3 separate regions of the Mus musculus genome follow, and all the other regions are linked to region 1. Evidence: chromatin loops called from intact Hi-C (ENCODE). Cell type or tissue: left cerebral cortex. All regions are shown on one strand. Links, peaks and the distances in the headings refer to the core of each region. The heading gives the core; the rest is flanking DNA.

The links. A loop is a pair of places that touch in the nucleus more often than their neighbours do. Peaks named below come from ENCODE experiments on the same cell type or tissue, not always from the same donor. Only the 100,000 strongest peaks of a DNase experiment are listed, where the experiment ranks them.
Region 2: a loop joins it to region 1, with 2.1 times the contacts of the local background. A loop is called at or near these places in 5 of 42 quality-filtered maps.
Region 3: a loop joins it to region 1, with 2.2 times the contacts of the local background. A loop is called at or near these places in 3 of 42 quality-filtered maps.

The regions. Positions count from the first base shown.
Region 1 is chr3:127,180,421-127,188,308 of GRCm38, reverse strand. The region is part of intron 1 of Ank2 (ankyrin 2, brain); the gene reads left to right. Among named protein-coding and RNA genes, the nearest start is that of Gm16958, 23 kb to the right of the region's middle. In left cerebral cortex, for the core only: CTCF peaks have their summits at 1,878 (motif pointing left) and 4,086 (motif pointing left); a DNase peak (open chromatin) is centred at 4,071; H3K27ac peaks cover 755 bases.
Region 2 is chr3:127,257,185-127,263,452 of GRCm38, reverse strand. All of the region lies in intron 1 of Ank2 (ankyrin 2, brain), which reads left to right. Among named protein-coding and RNA genes, the nearest start is that of Gm16958, 99 kb to the right of the region's middle. In left cerebral cortex, for the core only: no CTCF peak of the experiment used is centred there; DNase peaks (open chromatin) are centred at 3,715, 4,684, 5,397, 5,734 and 1 more place; H3K4me3 peaks cover 1,219 bases; H3K27ac peaks cover 1,762 bases.
Region 3 is chr3:127,397,087-127,403,354 of GRCm38, reverse strand. All of the region lies in intron 1 of Ank2 (ankyrin 2, brain), which reads left to right. It overlaps Gm52631 (a long non-coding RNA gene), which reads right to left. Exons shown (of 3, transcript XR_003954681.1): 2 at 2,874-3,009; 3 at 1-1,950. Gm46824 (a long non-coding RNA gene) reads left to right here and starts at 628. Exons shown (of 2, transcript XR_001783984.2): 1 at 628-2,652; 2 at 2,777-6,268. In left cerebral cortex, for the core only: a CTCF peak has its summit at 4,207 (motif pointing right); DNase peaks (open chromatin) are centred at 1,541 and 4,875; H3K27ac peaks cover 484 bases.

The DNA of each region.
Region 1 (7,888 bases), core at 1,519-6,518:
CCTGGAGCCTGCAGAGGCTAGAAGAGGGTGTTGGATGCCCTGGAACTGGACTTGCAGGTTGTTGTGAGCCACCATGTGACTTCTGGGAAGCGAACCTCAGACCTCTGCTAGAACAAGTGTTCTTAACCACACTGAGTCAGACTTCCAGGATCTTGATTTGTATTCTATGTTCTACAAGTTTATCATTATTAAACTTACTCCAAAATCTAGTTATTGTCATGTTCTAGTTATTGTCATATGAATTGATTTTTTAAAAATCTTTTAGTTTTTTTTTTTTTTATTTTCTAAAATTTCAAGACATGGTCTCCCTATGCAGGCCAGGTTGGCCTTAGATTCCTGGTCCCAATCCCTCAGGCTCCCAATTGTGACAGGCATGCCTGGCAAAAATCTGTGATTTTTTTTTTAATGAAATGAAAATTTTAAGACTTCTGTTTTTGATATCAGAGGAATGGAATGGATCAATACTGTAGAAAAATTACTCAAATTGCTTTTTAATCACAGTAACTGTCAGTGGTCAACTGTGTTGTGCCATCTCCATCTAGAGATAGAGGTCCCTAGATTAGACCACTGGAACACAGCGAGAGAGAGAGAGAGAGAGAGAGAGAGAGAGAGAGAGAGAGAGAGAGAGAGAGAGAGACCCTTTGGGTGACTTGCAAAGAACAGGCGTTTGTTTACCATGGCCATTTTTCCAAGTCTCTCTCCTTACCTCTCAAACATGTCACAGCTGCCACCAAATTTCAAAATGGTCTCTCTCTCTCTCTCTCTCTCTCTTATTTTAAAGCCATTTTAAGCAAACTTTGTGACAGTCTAAATGAGACTTAAGGATTTATTATCATAGATATTATAATGACAGGTAACAAAATTAGCCAGAGTGAAGCTAGATGGAAACTGAAGTTTCCTTATAAAATAAAGACATGTGTTGCTGTTGTCATGGCTTCTCTTATCCCAGGCTGTCTGAATGGTGTCAGTGTACTCGAGTTATTTTTAAGGTGTGGGCATGTGCAAAGATGAAAACCAGGGTGAGAATATTTCAGTTTATTTAGAATGACATCTGGCACTAAATATGAGTCTCACTATGCAAAACAGCAAACACATTATAACATTTCATCTATGTGGGGCTGTGAGGTGTGTGTGTGTGTGTGTGTGTGTGTGTGTGTGTGGTGTGCACATGAACAGTGATGTTAAGAAGTATCGTGGCTACTCTGGAGGTAACAATGACCTGAGTCTTCACTAATTCAACTGTCCTCAAACCAGTCTGATAGTCTGGGTTGTGTGTGTGTGTGTGTGTGTGTGTGTGTGTGTGTGAGAGAGAGAGAGAGAGAGAGAGAGAGAGAGAGAGAGATGTATCATGTTTCAGATCCCAGAGTTACAGAGACAGAATTTGTGTTTATACCTGTGGCTGATTCTATATCTGTTGAATCTGGACAAGTACCAGGCAAGAGAGACTGGATTACGCCTCAAATTAACTGTATAACCTCTAAGATTGACTACATTATGTATTTTACTTCCCTTCATCCATTGCCAGTAACTAAAGTTTAATTATGGGCAAATTAACTTGATATCATCATTTAGTTGCATATAAAAGAGAGATAATAGTGTCTACTTCATATTATTGCAAGAAAGTAAAAAACAATGTATATTAAGTACCGAAGACATGGATAATAACTGTGTTCAGTGGTTACTTTAATTATGGTTTCTCTGTGTATGGCGTTATCCTATAGATTGAATGACAAATGGGTTAAGACATCGCTCTTGGGTTGGATAGATGGCTCAGAGATTAAGAGCCCTGTCTGCTCTTCCAGAGGTCCTGAGTTCAATTCCAAGCAACCACATCATGGCTCATAACCTTCTATAATGAGATCTGGTGCCCTCTAGTGACCTACAGTCATACATGCAGGCAGAACATTGTATACATAATAAATAAATATTAAAAGAAAGAATTTGCTCTCAAATATACAGATACATACACTTGGTTTTTAAAACTCCAGAAGACAAGATTTCTAAGATGACTTAAAGAGTCCAACCGAACAGCTACTGGTGCTGGATTCAACCAGCCATATTCCTTCACAGTTCTTCTGCCCCTGTGTTGCTCATTTAACGACTTGAGATTTTTGTGGCTGCTATATGACACATACGATGCTTGGGCTTCCTTTAGTACCCTTATAGATTGCTAGATAAGTAACGGTCAGGTACTGTGCACACTATCCGAATGTGTGAGAGCAGGGAGGCAGGGTCAGGTCGCCTGAGGTTTCAGATCCCTAGACTGGAGACATTTAGAAGATCAGGAAAATAGTTCAGATTACTATCTTTCTGTTTTAGCCACAGAAACATACCCAAATAGCCCTAAACAGTTCTAACCCAGAACCCGTTTTCCTTCAGGAAGCAATTGCTTATTTGAAAACCTGGTCAGTGTGTAACAAAGCTGGCTGTGTATTAGAGCTCCAGACAAGGGTTGGATGTGGTGGGGCTCACCTGTAATCACAGCATGCAGGAGGCCGAGGCAGAAGCATTTTGAGTACAGGGCCTCCATGGGCAACTTGTGGACTTCAGTAGCATCCTGGCATAGATATTGAGACCCTATCTCGAGAAATAATAGTTTAAAAAATGTTCAAGAAGACTCCGCTATTGTTTTTTTCTGCTAAGCCACCTTTCTGTTTGGTACAGAGGCGCCCTTGGTGACTGATGGAGGACAAAGGACAGCTCCTTACAGGGTAGAGAGAGGAATTTCACTCTCTCAACTCTTCATTTAAAACTTCTCTGAAGAAACTGGGGATAGACCTCCCAGGGTCAGGCTCTTCCAGCAAGCAGGAAGCCCTGGTTTCCTTCCCTAGCACTACATGAAAGGGGTGACAGTAGGTGCCTGTCATCCCAGCACCAGGGAGGTAGGGGCAGGAGGATTAGAACTTCAGGAGGATTAGAACTTCAGGGTCATCCTCAGTCACATAGTAGCTTTGGGGCTAACCTGGGATACATTATGACCTGGTCTCAAAAATAAAATAAACCAAAATAAAAAAAAATCACTGAAATTTGATTCTTTTCTTTTTTGGTAGTAGAGCTCAAAGCACTGACTCTATGATATCTATGATAACCAAGAACTTGATAATTCTTTGTCTGGAAATCTGCCCCAATTTCCAGGTACCTTGAACTTGATTGCATTAAGTTGCTTTTAAAAATAGGAAATCTCCTTGGGCCTTTCTCCCCTCGCTGTGTTTTGTTTCTCATTATTGGTGATGATAAATTTCCTTAGTGAGCACGCAGCCAACACACTGAATAAATATTTAAATTGAGTTGCATATTAAAGTGGATGTAAATTAAGTTAGGCAAATTTTCCCTTCCGTATATATGTCTGAAAATCACATCCTGCAGAGGAGGCTAGTCATTTTTTAAAATGAAGGGAGAAAGAGAAGAAGGGAGCAGTTTCTTAAAAACTGGGGAGCACTGTTTTGCTTAAGCATTGGTTTCATAAATAGATAACAGCCTTTCTTATCAACACATCTCTGAAACAAAGACTCTTAAGTCATTAGGAAAGAGACGGTCTCAAGAGAACCAAGCCCACATAATAAGAATTATAAATGTGGTCACAGATCTAAAGGGAGAGCTTTGGTTACAGATTCAAAATAATTATTTCCAGCGTTAAGAGGACCAGAAGGAATTTGCTGCAGTTAGGAGGAGCCTATAGCTACTGTAAAGTTAAAGCTGCTTACTCTTGTGTTTACATGTTTTATAAGATGTAGCTGACATAGATATGCAGAGGACACTATATTAAATATAGTGTACAATTTGATAAGCTTTGACATATGCACAGACCATAAATCCATCACTATATTCAAGATAAGAACCATATTTAGTTATCTTGGGATGGATAGATGTGTTTAATCAGAAGGGAGTGTCAGAATTAATGCCATCTTCTCCCAGCCAAACTCTGTCCTTGTGCTGAACTTTAAGATGTAGGGTAGATTTGTATATGTTTATTTATGCTTATTCAAGAAATATTGTTTTGTTGCTGTAGTTCGGAGTGGGGGAGTTGTTTTGTTTTAAAATGTAGGGTGTGGCTGGGATGCATACTGCAGTGTGACTGCCCTCCAGTGGTGACTTTGAAGAATAGCAACTCTGCTGCTTCCCAAAGCTACAGTAGAAAACCAAAAGCACAAGCCACACATTTAATTAGTGGGGGGTTGATGGAATGGACCGTTAGCTCTCCCATTAAGGGACGTGGGATCTGCCTCGCTTGTCTTGGGTTGTCCTAGATGGGAGGAGCATTCTGAGACTGATGGTGCTTTAATGCACACATTGGCCAGGATTTTCCTCACAGATAACACACAGGTCTATATTGCTTTTCTTTCTTTCTTTCTTTCTTTCTTTCTTTCTTTCTTTCTTTCTTTCTTTCTTTCTTTCTTTCTTTCTTTCTTTCTTTCTTTCTTTCTTTCTTTCTAAATAATTTAATGGCAAAGAACTTACAAAGAAAAACTGCGCAGTGCAATTAGCCAGACTCAACATTTATGCATTTCAGTGAGTTCAATACATTTAGAACAGCCGTTCTGAAGCTGTGTTGCTTCACACTGGACTTCAGCTTCAGCAGCAATACTTTTATGCACTTATTCAATTTTCTATGAAAAGAGGTCGATTTCTCTCTGTTGTTTCTGCAGGATTGATATGTCAAAAATTCATTTTGCTATCCTTTCTGATGTGTGCCTTTCTCTTATAGGTTTGCCTAAATATTCCAGGAACTCTTACATTATACAAATGGAAATTGTACTGGAGAATTGTACATGAAATTGTACATAAAATGGAATTTTCAGTTTTCTTGGATTCTAATGCAAAGCTATTCTAATGTGAGGCTGAGTGGTGAGAGAATTACCTGTGGTCAGCATCAGACAGAAAGGCAGGAAGTGCTCCGATCTTGAGCTCTGAATGTTCGAGCATATCTGTTCACACTGCTAGTCCAGTGTTATCCTCAGTAAAGGAAAGAGAGACCTCTTCAGTGTGATGAGAACCACGCAAAAAGCCCAGGTTAGAATAAGTGAAACAAACATGTGCTCTCAGTTTATTATATTTACCAAGATGCTTCAAATACTTGTATTGGTCAGGACCAATTTTGAGATAGATATGACAAATTTTAGCACTAAATTTTCTTAAACCTTCTAGCCCACCTCTTTCCTAGCCTGCTCCTCCCCCTGCCCGTAATCTTTACTCTCTGCCTCAGTTTCTGGTGTAGATATGTATGCCATGCTTCTCACTGTCTATGCATGGTTCTAGTTATATTCTCTTACAGGTTTTGTATGTGCCGCTTTATAATATGGTGTTTCAGGCAGTGAAAGATGGAATCAGTACGTGAGAGTAGTTAACTCATAAAGAAAAGAGGTTCTTTTAGCTCACTGTTCTGGAAGGCTAGGAGCACGGTGCAGGTCTGCTGGCTCCTGGCGAAATCTGCATGCTCCTACATGAATAGCAGAGAAGTTTCTACATGTTTCCACATGCAGAGGAGATCATATATGAGTAACGAAGCCAGAGAGCCAGTGAGAAAGTCTAACTCCCTTTGACTCACTAATACAGTCCCTTGACATAATAAGTTTGTTACTGGGAGAAGGGTGTTAACCCCCTTTATGTCCCCATTATCTCCTGAAGTTCCAAGACTCCCTAACACCGTTAGGTTGGTGAGCAATACTCCATATACATTCTTGTAGACTCCAGACTACTCAAAACATGCAGAAGTCCAAATTTTCTCAGACCTAACTTGCCTTAGGTATACACAAAATGGATTTAACACAGGCTTTCTCCCTCTGGAGAAGAGCTTGTTTTGGGAATGGCTCCATTCTCCACCCTGGTATTTTAGGGAGCCCTTCAGTTTCCCATGTGTTCATGTGTAAGACTGGATAGGTATCTCACCAGCTCTGTGCTGTGTCTGAGGAATCTCTCCTTTTCTTCCACTGCCCACTGCCCCATTACCAGGAGCAACTGAGTTCTCAGAACCTATGGCAGACTCATGTCATCTGACTGGAATTCACCTTCCCCATAGTACTGTGCCGACAGGTTGAGAAAACTGTCTTAACAGTCTACCCGTGCACCTTAAGGGGCTCATCTCAATTATAAAGTTACCAACTATGAAGAGCACTTGGCATAGGACAGGAGTTAAATAAATGCCTGTTGTAGCAGCCAGTCTTTCCTGTTTTATGAAGCAAACTGTGATGGCATGACCTCATGTGAATGTGGTCTTCACAGGGATTCAGAGGGACTGAAGACATGGGTCAGTAGTAACAGAGCACTGGCAAGCATGTGAGAGATCCTATGTTCAGATTTTTAAAAAGCAGTAAGCAAAATAAAAGGATAGCAATGGCCTCCTCAATCCCGAAAGGGCTTCTGGTATCCTCACTAATTCTGTTGAATTGATTAGATTGATCATCAATTGGTTACTGGAATTAATGAACACCAAAACAACAATAGTTGTTCTCATGTAACAGTAGTTGTTATATGAAGTAAATGCAGACAGAGAAAATCTGGGGTTGTCAAGCATCCGTGGGACAGGTACTCACTGGTCCTTCTAGCATCCATGGGGACAGGTACCCAACAGTTCTATCTTGTTTCTCTGTGTCATCACCATGAGATTTCCACATCACTGCTTGCTCTGAAAGTCAAAGCTCTAAACATCATGTCAGCCAGAGTGGGGTAGAAAAGTAGAGAATGGTATTCATGTGTTGTCTTTAAAGACAACTCCCAAATTTACAGACCTTTAAAAATTCGTTTTCTGGTCATCTCATAATTTATGTGATGTTAATCTTCTGATGAGGTTGGGCACGGCAATCTTCAGTGATCCATGTGCAATTATTGTTGAATTTTGATTTTCCAAAGTAGGGAAAGCACTTCTAAGGGGATAAGCCAACTTTGCTATAGAACTTGTGGAAATGGGTTTCTGGATAGCCTGGGCATCAATCCGCTCAGATTCAGTGTGGGACTCTACTATCTACATGTTTAATTTTGTTTCTTGATATAATAGCTTGTGCTGTGGATCAAATCAACGTTGTTTACAAAGTCTTGATGAATGATTACTTGGCCTTCTCTAGGCAAGCATTAGTATTCCTTGTTATTCCACACACAGCTGAGAGTCCCAATTATCTATTTTTTGCCCACCTCATTGGACTTTTCTCAAAGTAAGCCTTTCAGTTTCTCTATTGGGATGGTATAGTCTATACTGTGACTCTTGTCTTAATTTTGCCAGGTCATGTGATTTGACTACAAGTATTCTCCTAAATTCTGCCAACAGAAGATAGGAGCTTTTGTTTATTACTAACAGAGCTCTCTCTGCTGAAGCTAAGTCAACAGAACTCATGGAGGTTGGTTATGGTCCTTGTTAGGACACTTGAGAATTTAATTTCTGTCTTTCTGGAGTCCTAGCATGGGTAGGTGTGGCTGCTTTGAATTAGTGTGTACAAGTAATAGATTTTTGGTATGTAAATTATACATAATTTATGTGGTTTATTACTATGTTTACTATTTTCTTATTTATTTATTTATTTATTTATTTATTATATGTAAATACACTGAAGCTGTCTTCAGACACTCCAGAAGTGAGCATCAGATTTTGTTATGGATGGTTGTGAGCCACCATGTGGTTGCTGGGATTTGAACTCTGGACCTTCAGAAGAGCAGTCAGTGCTCTTACTCACTGAGCCACCTCACCAGCCTGTTTTCTATTTTCTTAAACAAAAGGGAAACAAATACTCAGCTGATTAGTGAGAGCGCATGTTTAGAGCTACCTAATTTTCATATAAGCTCACTTCCAGAAGGGCTATAGAGATGAAATGCTTTCTGTGCTCTGCAGAGGGAATTAACTCTGTTGGAGGGAACATTTGTTTGTTTATTTATTTATTTGAAACAGGGTCTCAAATGTAGT
Region 2 (6,268 bases), core at 1,269-6,268, 75 kb before region 1:
CTCTTCCGTTGCAGCCATTGGCCGCTAGCATTATTACTGATCGGTCAAGAACCAGTTGGGGATTAGAACCTTCAACATTCATTCCCAGTCAGAGCATCAGAACTACCCCCCTACAAAACCATATGCAATAAAGTTTAGGGAAGAAGACTTAATTTAGAGCCACATGTAAATAATAAAATGTAAATAATAGTGTGATCAGTTAAAATTTCACATTGCTTCCTTTCCGCCCTTGTGTCAAACTGTAAGCACACCTAACTTGGAGCTAGTGAAGCCCTCCCTGCATGCTGGATTTCTAGCTGTTGCATTAAATGTTACAGTTGAGTACATTCATATGACTATTCAGAGAATTAATATTCTTGGCTCCTCTTTTGGCTACCTGCAGTTTGCTATTCTTATTTCTATTAGTGAATAATGAAAAACGATAATATTTGAACATTAAGACACTCCCCATTTTTAAAAAAAAAAGAAACAAAAACACCAGAAAAACAAAAAGCAAGCAAGCAAACAAAAAACACCCCCAAACAAACAAACAAAACCCCCAAACAAAAATATACCAGCTTGTGATTATTGTTAGGTAAGCTGCCATTTTACAAAGAGGCTTCAGGAATATCATAAGTCTGGAGTGTTCTATCCTGTGAATTTTCCATGAACATTGTGTTCCTGAATTCCTTTTTTTAATAATTTATTAATTATTATTCTATTATTTATCCCAACTCAGATCCTTGTGCATGCTAGAAAAGTGGTCTAGCTTGCCCTGCACATGTTTGAGGCAGGATCTCACTATATAGTGTAGGCTGGCTTGACCTTGAATCCTCCTGCCATGGCCTTCTGAGTGCTGGGATCGCAGGGAGGCACCCATACACCCAGTCATTTCATGGTCATTTGCTCATTTATTTCCTAGATGGTTTTAGGCAGGTCAGTATAAATTTGGGGTCCTTGATGAACAGTGTCCAGCACACATGGCCATACAAGTTATGGAGGAATATGGGAGATTGTCTTTAGAAGTCAGTACCTTCGCAGCCACAGCCGTATGTTTCTCAGAGTAAAAACGAAGCAAGTGCTTTCAAGAGTATATATAAAAAAAAATTATGTAGGGCCCCCTGCCCTGCCAACTCCTCAAATTTCTAGTGCAGGGCAAGTTTTCTGTAATTGGAGGTAATGGGCAGAGGCTAGGAGGTCTTAGAGAGCTCATCTGAAAATGTTGGAGTTTGGGGTTTCACAGGTGTGTGTGTGTGTGTGTGTGTGTAAGTATGTGCCTGCATGTGCAGACCAGACGTCAGCCTTGGGTGTTGCTCCTATGGAGCTATCCATTTTTGTCTCTTCCTTCCTTCCTTCCTTCCTTCCTTCCTTCCTTCCTTCCTTCCTTCCTTCCTTCCTTCCTTCCTTCCTTCCTTTCTTCCTTTCTTCCTTTTTTCCTTTCTTCCTCTTTCCTTTCTTCCTTTCCTTTCTTCCTTTCTTCCTTTCTTCCTTTCTTCCTTTCTTCCTTCCTTCCTTCCTTCCTTCCTTCCTTCCTTCCTTCCTTCCTTCCTTCCTTCCTTCTCTTTCTTTCTTTCTTTCTTTCTTTCTTTCTTTCTTTCTTTCTTTCTTTCTTTCTTTCTTTCTTTCTGATGCAGAGTCTGTCACTGGGACCAGGAGCTCACTGACTGTCCTAGGCTGACTGGCCAGCAAGTCCCAGGGATCTGTTCGTTTCTACTTCCCTAATGCTAGGATTACCAAGTCCAGCTTTTGATGTAGATGCAGGGCAACTCAGCTCACATCCTCATAAAAATGTGGCAAATGCCCATCTTCTTCCTTTCCTTCTTTTCTTCCCTCCCTCCCTCCCTCCCTCCCTCCCTCCCTCCCTCTCTTTCTTTCTTTCTTTTCTTTTCTTTCTTTTCTTTCTTTCCTTCTTAACTGTAAGTCCTAGAAATTGAACTAATGTCAGGGTTGTCAGCAAGCACCTTTAACCATTGAACTGTCTGGCTTGCCCAGGGATAAAATCTCTTTTCACATATCTCAGAACCTCTATTGTCAAGTGCTAAAATTACAGGTATGCTCCACTACCCCCAGCGTGCAAAAATTCTTTCTGAAAAATAAGTGGATCTCAGAATAAAGCACCTATAGTTTCATGGTTTTTGATGGATAAATTCTATAAGGTGAAGCCCCTAATTTAGCCTGGCATAAAAAGAGAAGACATTAGGAAATTAGGGTTGTAATTCTTTTTTTATTATCTTTTTTTGCAGTCTATAATTGAGTTAACTGGCTCTTCTGATACACACAGCATGTATGAACCTCTAGAACCTGAAGCTATTTGGTTTCCATCCAAATTTTGGATTTGCATCTCTCATTAACATGCAGGTTTTCATATGGTTTTTAATGCACCAATTGTCTGAAGCACACTTGAAGATGAATTGGGAAAGCATGGCTCGTGAAGGGGAGTGTTAGCTGAAGCCTTCCATTTTCATGGCATTTGCTATTCTTGAAGCGATGGTGCGTAAGGCTGTGGCATCCGCCCCATTGCGCTGAGCGTTTTCCTCTACTGTTATCTTAGTGTCAAGTGACCCATCAGACCTGATCCTCTGGTACTGAGAACACTCATTCTCTGAGTAATTGGATGTGGTGGCGGCAGAGCAAAGGGCTGCCCAGATATTCTTTCTTATGTGGATGTAGGGGGATAATAAAAAAGGAAAGTTCCACGTTGGGTGTGAGAACTGTAGGAATTCGTCACAACTCTCAATTATATTTCCGTTGAAAATAACAAGCTGAAATGTTCAATGCATTCGATTTTTAAGGAGCCATGGGTGCCAGTCAGATTCGGCGTCTCTGTGCTCAGACTGACAAGACCAGTAGCTGTAGCCTGAGGCAAGTGGCCGGAATTAATGATATAAAACACAGGCTGCTTGACAGGAAGCCATTTCCCAGATCTAGTAGTTGTGACTAAGAGGAAATTTGAAATGAAGTCTATTTTGAGGTGAGGACCATACTTGAAAGATATTAGTTGCTAAGCATCAATCAAAACATCAGCTTACAATTAAAATGCCTAGTTTTCCTTGGGAGAAAGATCTCTAAGGGACCATTATGTTAAAAAATCAATGTCGCGGGAGTTGGGCATGCTCTTTGAAGAGAAAGGCCGATGGAAGAGAGAGATATTAAATCACTCTTTACTATTTGACAGCCTGTCAGCTCAGACATTTGAAGTTCAGACCTGAACCTTTCCCACTTCTCTGAGACTCAGTGTGTGAGGTGATTTTCGGGGTCATAACCGGAACCAACTCAAACAAAAGCTCTAGAGATCATGGACTGAGACAATTACATAGTTTCTCTGCCTGACATCCTGAGAGGCAGGGAGAAGACCATGAGAGGCAGCAGAGAGGTTTCTCCAGTCATCCCTGACAGGGTTTCAGCGAAGGGTTGCAACTCCATTTCTATCCCTGCTTCTAAAGGGCAGACCCACGGCGGGCACCATTCCTTCAATGTTCTCCAGTTCATTGGGTAGAAATAAATAGACCAGGATAACCGATTTTTAAAGACAGCCTTTAAAAATTTTCACAACAATTTCATTCATTATTTCTATACTCCTCTGTGACCCTTCATTATAATTATAATTTTAAATTTTTCTTCTAAGGATGTATTTTGGACACATATAAAGTGAAGCTGGGTCTTATATTTTGAGAACCAGGCTCGAATGAAGTCATGAGAGAGGACAACTGTGCACGCTGTTTCCCTTCAGCACATAAGATTAGACTTCAGAGCTTTTCATTTTAATACATTTAAGGCCTTTGCATACTCTTACATTTAAAGATCTATGTATAGACAAGTTCTATAATTGGAGGAGTTGGCTAGCAATCTACTTCAAGCCTTTTCTTATTTTAGCATGTTATATGAACACATATTTCTCAAAAACATTAAATCAAAAGTCCTTACCAATTCTCCATCAATATCACAGTGTGAAATAGATACATAGAAAACACTTGAAAAATAATCCCTACATATGTAAAATAAAATTGGGAATATACCTTTTTCCATTTAAAATTAGCCTATATATATAAAAATCAATTTTTCAAAAAATAATATATTCAGTTAAATAGTATTATTTATGTTTCCCACTAAATGGTATCATTTACCTTTCATAGATAAATAAATCAGGCAACACATAAAATACCTCGGGGTGGGGGGGGGAGGCGCGAATAAACTTGTGTTTGATGGTTGTGCAAATATAGTCAGTTCTCTTTTTTTTTCTCACATTAGTTTTTAAAATTGGCTTGAAAGAATAAAAATGAACTAGGAGGTAAGCTATTTATGAACACAGATTAGCAGTTATTTTGAGCATAAGAAGGCCATCTGTGTATGAAAAAGTTTTAATGATATTCAACACGATGTCAGTGCCTGATAGGATCTGACACACGGAATCTTCCTTTTGTTTGAGAGAGAGCGACAGAGATACCTTTTTTTGTTTGCTTGCTTGCTTGTTTGTTTGTTTTTTGTTATAGGACCTAAAGCACTCTAGGGCCCCCACCAGTCCAACAACTTGAATATGATCCCTAGGACCAACATTGTAAGAGAGAATCAACTCCTGCGAGTTGTCTTCTGACTTGCACATGCATGGATTGCGCATGTGCATTCCCATGCTTAACTCGTTAGTTTATGTTTGTGATTCTATATTTCTAGCGAGCATTTGTAACTATGCCTAAATGGGTGTGTTGATGGGTCTGCCCCTGACTAGTCGTAGACTCCTGCGGCATTCCTTACGCTGGGGTCCATGTACTGACACCCATCAGATGCTGCCCTGCAAGGGAAAGAAAGGGCACTAGCCTTGAGGTTCAGAAATGGGCGTAGGATTTGGTGTTTGGAATGACACAGGTGGCACCGAAATAGCTTTGAATGTCTTTGAATCCCATATTAAGACACATCCTATTTTTAGCATTTTATAACGTAAAATAATGTTTTTATCTGACTGTTATACGAAGTACTTTCTTCTCCTAAATCCTCGCAACTCTACTCGCCCATTTTGTACTTTTTTGTTAATATATTTTAATTAGCTTGAGTCAAAGAAGATCATACATTTTTGGTAGTTCTTAAATTATTTCGTTTTAATTTAATTTTTTTTCAGCACTGGGAGTTTAGTTGATCTCTCTCTCTCTCTCTCTCTCTCTCTCTCCCTCCCTCCCTCCCTCCCTGCGTGCGTGCGCGCGCGCGCGCGCGCGTGTGTGTGTGTGTGTGTGTGTGTGTGTGTGTTTGTGTGTGTGTGTGCATATGCTCGTGTGACTGCCTGTGCATATATAGAGGTCAGAGGACAACTTGTGTCGTCTTTTCTCTCGTTCTATCTTTTACATGGGATGTGGAGATCCAACTCAGGTCACCAGGCGCGTGCAGCTAGTGCGGAGCCATCTGGTCAGCGCTGAGAGGAGCTCTGATGGCTAAATTCATCTGAACTATGTTCCTTCAGAACAAGCAAGAATCTTAGTGGATTTCTTTGAGGAGTGGGGAGAATGGGGAAAAGTCCACTTGCCGAGCAGGGATTCAAAACCCGGATGCTGTACGGGGAAATTAGAGATTGCTCTTCCTTCTCCCCCCCCCCTGGATTTTGCAAGTTTTTATTGGAGGTGGAGCTCCAGGCCAATACTTTACAGCGCAGGCGGCGTTTTCTCAGGAATGCAGTGGGGCCTGGTGCCTGCGCCCCGCCCAGGACAGAGCAGCTGTTTCTGCTGAATGCTTGGAATGCGAGAGGCTGCGAGTAAGGAGAGCAGAGGGCATTGTTTCACCTCCCTAAGCCCGGGTGAAAAGAGTCTTTTGTACACAGGAGCAGTTCAGCGTGGAACAGCATTTCTTCCCCTGGGCAGCTTCCAATCCTTCAGCTGGGAACGCAGTGTGAGTGGTTTCCCGGCTTTCTGATAGCACATGGTTTAATCTGCTATCCCACAAACACGGAACCAGAGCCCTCCAGAGTCAAACAGGGTGAAGGTACCGTTTCCAGCATCTCTTCAGAGGAGAAGATAGACAGCAATGCCATGTGGAAAAAATTTGGGCATAGCAAGTTGGGAGTGGCTAAGCCACTTAAGGACTCTGGGGGTTTAAGAGTCTCTGCTCTAACCTTGGCCAATAGATTTTTTTTTTTTTTTTTTTTTTTTTTTTTGGTTTGGTTTTTTGAGACAGGGTTTCTCTATATAGCCCTGGCTGTCCTGGAACTCACTTTGTAGACCAGGCTGGCCTCGAACTCAGAAATCCGCCTGCCTCTGCCTCCCAAGTGCTGGGATTAAAGGCGTGCGCCACCACGCCCAGTTTATAACTC
Region 3 (6,268 bases), core at 1,269-6,268, 220 kb before region 1:
TACTTATTACTGGGTTGATGGCAAAACAATTTTAACAAAACAACCAGGGGAACTGCTTAAACCCAATTTATAATTTATATAGTGATCGAGAACTTCTCAAAATAATCTATCATGCTGATCAGATACTTGTTCCTGTAGGTCTAGAGAGATGGAATATCGTATTTATTATATTTCCCTGCTTTACATTTCACCCGTGTCTTTGAGTTCCAATACTTTGCTACCCACTTGCCCTTGGTGTCTCTAAGCCTCTGGAGAGAAGGGCCAAATGTTATCCTTTTCCCAGAGTATTTGGACCAGGATTTTGGTTGTTTGCAGAGCCAGCACCAGGGAGAGTCCAGCTGGAGAAGTGTAAGCCGAGATTCCAGCTCAGGAGTCCTTACCATGTTAAGAGAAAATAGAAAATAAAACTTGATTTGAACCACACTGCTTGTGTTTTAATTTTTACTAAGTTGGGTTTTGAAGTCCGTTCAGGCCATGCATTCAGAACTCACGTTATTGGGGTCTTGTTTTAGACACTTAAAAGTACTCTTGGAGCTGGACATGGTGGTGCACACCTTTAATCCCAGCACTTGGGAGGCAGAGGTAGGTGGATCTTTGAGTTCTGAGGCCAGCCTGGTTTAAATAGTAAGTTCCAGGACAGCCTGCACTGCACAGAGAAACTGTGTCTTGAAAAAGACTAGCAAACAAACATACAGCAAAAAGTATACTCTTGGCATTAGGTCTATGACACGCAAGAGGTAGGAGAATTTTGATTTCAAGTCCAGCCTTGGCTACATAGCAAGATCCTGCATCAGAAAATGCAGGGGTGCTGGGCGTGGTGGCGCATGCCTTTAATCCCAGCACTCAGGAGGCAGAGGCAGGAGGATTTCTGAGTTTGAGGCCAGCTTGGTCTACAGATTGAGTTCCAGGACAGCCTGGGCTACACAGAGAAACCCTGTCTCGAAAATCCAAAACCAACCAACCAACCAACCAAACAAACAAACAAAAAAAGAAAATGCAGGGGTAGACCTACATGTGATGTCTTGGGTTTTACCCCCAACATTGTGTATGTGTGTGTGTGAAGTGTAATTATGGGACTCAGGTGCTGCTAATGAGACAAATAGACTGTAGAAGTTGGACACACACATCTGTCCCCATTTAGCTGAAGCATTGACGCTGTACTTTGTGCCTTTCCCTTTGGGACTTGATATTATTGGCTTTTTATAACAAATGGGACATTAAACCATCCATAATAGAACTGTGAATGAAGGAAACATTAAACCATCCCCGACAGAGAGCAAGTGGACTTGAAAAGTAGATTTTTCTCCTTTTTTTTGTAGTCACAAAATGTTTTACTTTGCTCAGAAAAGACCGTAATTGTTCCACATTCCAAATTTTGCCCTTACCGAAACTTAGTTGATATGTAGGATAGCATATTAATTCTAACTCTAGAGGTATTTGTAGCCTAGGACTGTGGGTTTGTGTGTTTCATCCTGGTATTGCATAGTGTCCAATTTCAGAATAAACCAAGTCCAGCGAGAACATTTGGCCCAGATGTTACTAAAAATAATTGTTGCTGTAAAATTTCACACAGAGAATAACATTCCAGCCCTTGTGTTTGTTATGCAGGCTTGCTTCATTTTCCGTTTGGGACTGAAAAGAAAAAATTCAGAAAAACAACATTTGAAAAGGATGTGTATTGTACAAAACACCAGTGTGCTGCTGCAATTCCATCTATTTTTTTTTAATAGGTAGATGGTAGATGTTTTCAGGTACTTTAGTGCTCAAAATTTAAGTTGGGAAAAGGATAACATCTCCCTCAGGCCATCCAGCAGCGACTGCAGGCTCCTCAGTCCTTTGCTGAGACAAATAGGTAGTAAGGACACAAAGTGCGCCCTCGTGTCTGGGTTGGCGAGACAAGCCTCCTTTGGATGTAGAGCTTTGAAGGTGGTCTTAGTTTCTGTGCAGCCACTAGGAAAACAAATAGAGAGAGGTTTTGCCATTCCCACTGAAGAAAGTTCCCGGCAGCTCTACCAAGGAGAGTCTTGGGTTATAGCAATATACAAAGTTTTAACTCAGATAAAGAAGACATCAGAATCAATGAGACATCAGGGAGAGAGTAAGGGGAAGACACAGGAACCCCAAATGTCAGTCTTTAGACCCTGGTCCTTTGAAAACCTGGCACGCCGGAATACAGGCCAGGCCAGATGGCTGGGGGTTTCTGCTTTATCGATGCCAGGGCAATTTGTAATGTAAGTAGAACAAGACACCAAAGGGGCTTGGTATAAGAAGTGACTGGTGATCAATTACTGCTGCTCAATTAGTTAATGATCAGTTCTGATGGTGCCTGGTGCACCCAAGTGGCTGGATTCCTCGCCTTTTATGAATAATTTATGCTTTAAAACACGCAACTGAGTGTCTCAAATGCAAGATTATTAAGTTTTGTTTCTTCCTCAGATAATGGCTGTTCTCAGGGCCGTGCTGCTGTGTCCCACTTCTACACATATACAGAACTATCACTTATCTTTGTTTTTGATTTTTCAAGAAGTTTCTATATGTGTGTGTTTTATTTATTTATTTATTTATTTATTTATTTATTTATTTATTTATTGGTGTGTGTGTGTGTGTGCGTGTAAGTGTGGGTGTATGCCAGCCACTGTTGAGCTAGAAGAGGTCAAAGTTTTATTTATTTATTTATTTATTTATTTATTTATTTATTTATTTATTTATTTATTGGTGTGTGTGTGTGTGTGCGTGTAAGTGTGGGTGTATGCCAGCCACTGTTGAGCTAGAAGAGGTCAAAGATCAAGTTTGGAAATTTGTTCTTTCCTTCCTCCATACAGGTTCTGAGAATTGACTTCAAGTCACCCGGCTTTCATGGCAATCACCTTTACCTGTTGAGCCATCTTGCTGGCCTGATTTTTGACTTTCTTGAGACAGAGACTCATGGAGCCTAGGACATGCTATGCTTGACAGAGATTGCCTTAGGGTTTCCATTGCTGGGAAGAGACTCCATGGCCAAATCAATTCCTATAAAAGAAAACATTTAATTGGGGCTGGCTTACAATTTCAGAGGTTCAGTCCACTATCACGGCAGGAAGCATGGCAGCCTGTAGGCAGACATGGTTCAGGAGGAGATGAGAATTCTACATCTTGGCTGGGCAGTGGTGGCGCATGCCTGTAATCCCAGCACTTGGGAGGCAAGGGCAGGCGGATTTCTGAGTTCGAGGCCAGCCTGGTCTACAGAGTGAGCTCCAGGACAGCCAGGACTACACAGAGAAATCCTGTCTTGAAAAACCAAAAAAACAAAACAAAACAAAACAAAACAAAACAAAAAAAACCCACTCCCCCCCCCCAAAAAAAAAAAGAAAGAAAGAAAGAAAGAAAATAGAATTCTACATCTTAATTGGAAGGCAGCCAGAAGGAGGCTCTCTTCTGCAGACAGCCAGAAGGAGGGTCTCATTCCACACTGGGAAGAGCTTGACCTTAGGAAGAGTCCTCAAAACCTCCCCCCACAGTGACACAGTGACTATTTCCAAGAAGGCCATACCTCCTAATATTGCCAGTTCCCATGGCCCGAACATATTTAAATCACCACAGTGATCTACCTGATCATCCGGCCTCTACCACTGAGGTACTGCGATTATTGGTGTGTGCCTCCGTGCTTGGTCTATACATGTCTTTTTTTATAGGTACTTTCTAATTAGACTTAAAAGCTTTATTAATTCATTTGCTGAGATAGAGTCTCACGATGAAGCTGTAGATGGCCTGGGGCTCACTATGTAGATCAGGCTGGCCTAGAACTAGCAAGAGAGATCTACTTGCTCGGTCTCCAAAGTGCTATCATCTGAGAACTAATCAACTAGCACAGAAGATGCTAGAGAGAGCATTCTTACTGCTTCTGCAGAAGACCAGGATCAATTCCTGGCACCACAGCAGGTGGCTTACAGCTGCCAGTAACTCCAGTTCCAGAGGATCTGATACCCTCTGGCCTTGATGGTCATATGCATGCATGTGGTATACATAAACTCACTCAGGCACACGCACATATACATTAAAAAGAAATAGCATACGCAGAGCCCACTGCCCTGGACTTTGCCGTATTGTGTAACAGCTCCATTCAACTCTTTCCTTTGTCTTTAAAATTTTTATTTTTAATCATGTGTGCGCATGAGTGCAGTGCCTGATGAGGCCAGGAGAGGGCATGGGATCCTCCAAAGCTGGAGGGACAAGCAGTTGTGAGCAGCCTGAGGTGGGTGCTGGGAACGGAACTTGGGTCCTTTGTAAGAACAGTAAAGTGCTCTTAACCACTGAGCCATCTCTCTAGCACCTTTATTTGTTCCCAGTCGGAGCACTGACAAAGATTAATTTTTTTTCTCCAAAGGTTGTTTGTCTTTAGAAATTAGAAACAAATAAAGAACCCTTTCTGTTCTGAGTTTTTTTTTTTCCCTTTTCTATGAAAGGCAGTTCTACGTAGTCTTCATGGAGGCCTGCCTGGGCCTGGCTCACACTGGGATAGCCTGCTTTTCTGGAGGCTCAGGTAGAATGCAGACAGTAGTTTTATCCCCCATGAGCATGGAAGCAGGATGAGGGTTCCCCCTCTTTGGTTTGCCCCCCACCCCAGCTTCATAGTATTTCCCAGCTCATTTTTGGCACTACAGATTTACCCTGATGGAAATTGGAGTCCCCGGCACTTCTAGCATTCTGCCTGAAGTTGGTGTGCGAACTCAGGCACAGAGGGCTCATGACAAGCTAAAGTTCCAGCAGCCAATGTCCCTGCGACCTCTCTCGGAGAATCCACGGCACTCGCTTTAAAGCTGACGCAGCACAGTATGTTTGGTGATGACTCAGGCGAACGGGAGTTTCCCTCTTTCTTGGTATTTCTTGCTTTTACAGGTTGTCTTTGGCTCCTCTTAGTCCTCAGTTCTCTTCCTCCTCACAAAAGGGCGATCTTCCTTCCTTCCTCTGTGGACTTTCAGCTTCTTCTTGCTTTCAGACTTTCAGTTCTCCGGAGCACTACGTGTCCATGAAGCGACAGGAAGGTCTGCCCTCCTCTTTGGAGAACATTGCCTATGCAATCGATAAAGCCGGCCCCTTTCCAGTTTTACTTCAATTCCTTGCCCCGTGTGCCTAGGTAATAGCTGAGAAGCACTGGGTTTTCATTCCAGGATCCCTGGGTTTCAGATACAAGGCATTCAGAAAGGTTAAGGAATAGAAAAGGATGTGATGAGGATAACCAAGAGTCGGCTCGGGGGACTGGGAAAGAGCAGGTGGCTCCCGCTACCCAAGATCAAGCTGGGTTTTGAGGCGTCTGCTTCGGGAGCACACACATATTCTAGGAACAGCCTGGAAGACAAGTGTTCCAGTTGATCACTCCAGTGTGTGCCTTCTGTCTGTTTTGACGTGAGGTTATCTTAAATGAGGACTGACACTTTAACTAGTAGTTGGTGCTAAATATTTTGACACATGTGAATGGCTGTCCTGTAGTACTAAAGTGTGGCTTGGTAAAGATGCGTGCCACGCAGCATATTGGTTGAGACACGGGACACCACAAACCCACCAAATGGCACTGCTTCTTAATAGACATTAAATTATAGATGACAGACAGGAGAGTGCCAAGGGTGTGGCTGAGTGGCTTGCCTAGTATGCTCAACGCCCTGGGTTCAATCTCCAGTACTGTAAAAGAAATGTATTCATCCAGAGAGAGGAAAGATCCGAGGACAAAGAGGTCCTTATTTTATTTTAATTTTTCATATTTTTTCCAGACAGGGTATCACTATGTGGGTCCTGGGAACTGAACTTGAGTCCTCTGTAAGAGCACTAAAGTGTTCTCGACACTTGAGCCATTTCTCCAGTTCCTTCTTTATTTGTTCCAAGTCTGAGTACTGATAAAAATCTTCACAACACTTTGGAGGCTGAGGCAGGAAGATGCCATAAGTTCAAAGCCAGCCTGAGCCATTAGTGTCGGGCCATATTTCAAAAACCTTCCAACAAAGACAAGAGCCATAACAAAGGCTGTGTTTGTGACTGTTCCCGCCAAGGTCACTCTTCTTTATATGAGAAACAATGGGTTGTTGTTCCCACCTGAGAAGAACAAACGTTTTCCCTTCATTCTACAGCGACTGGCTTATTTTTAATTAAAATACAATTAATAATCATGTCATTTCCCCCTCTCTCCTCCCTGCAACCATCCCCTTGCCTTCCCCTATTCCCTCCCACACTTACAGCTTTACAAATGAATAAAAGTGTCAACACAACCTGCTGAATCTGTTCAGCGTTACTTGTGTGT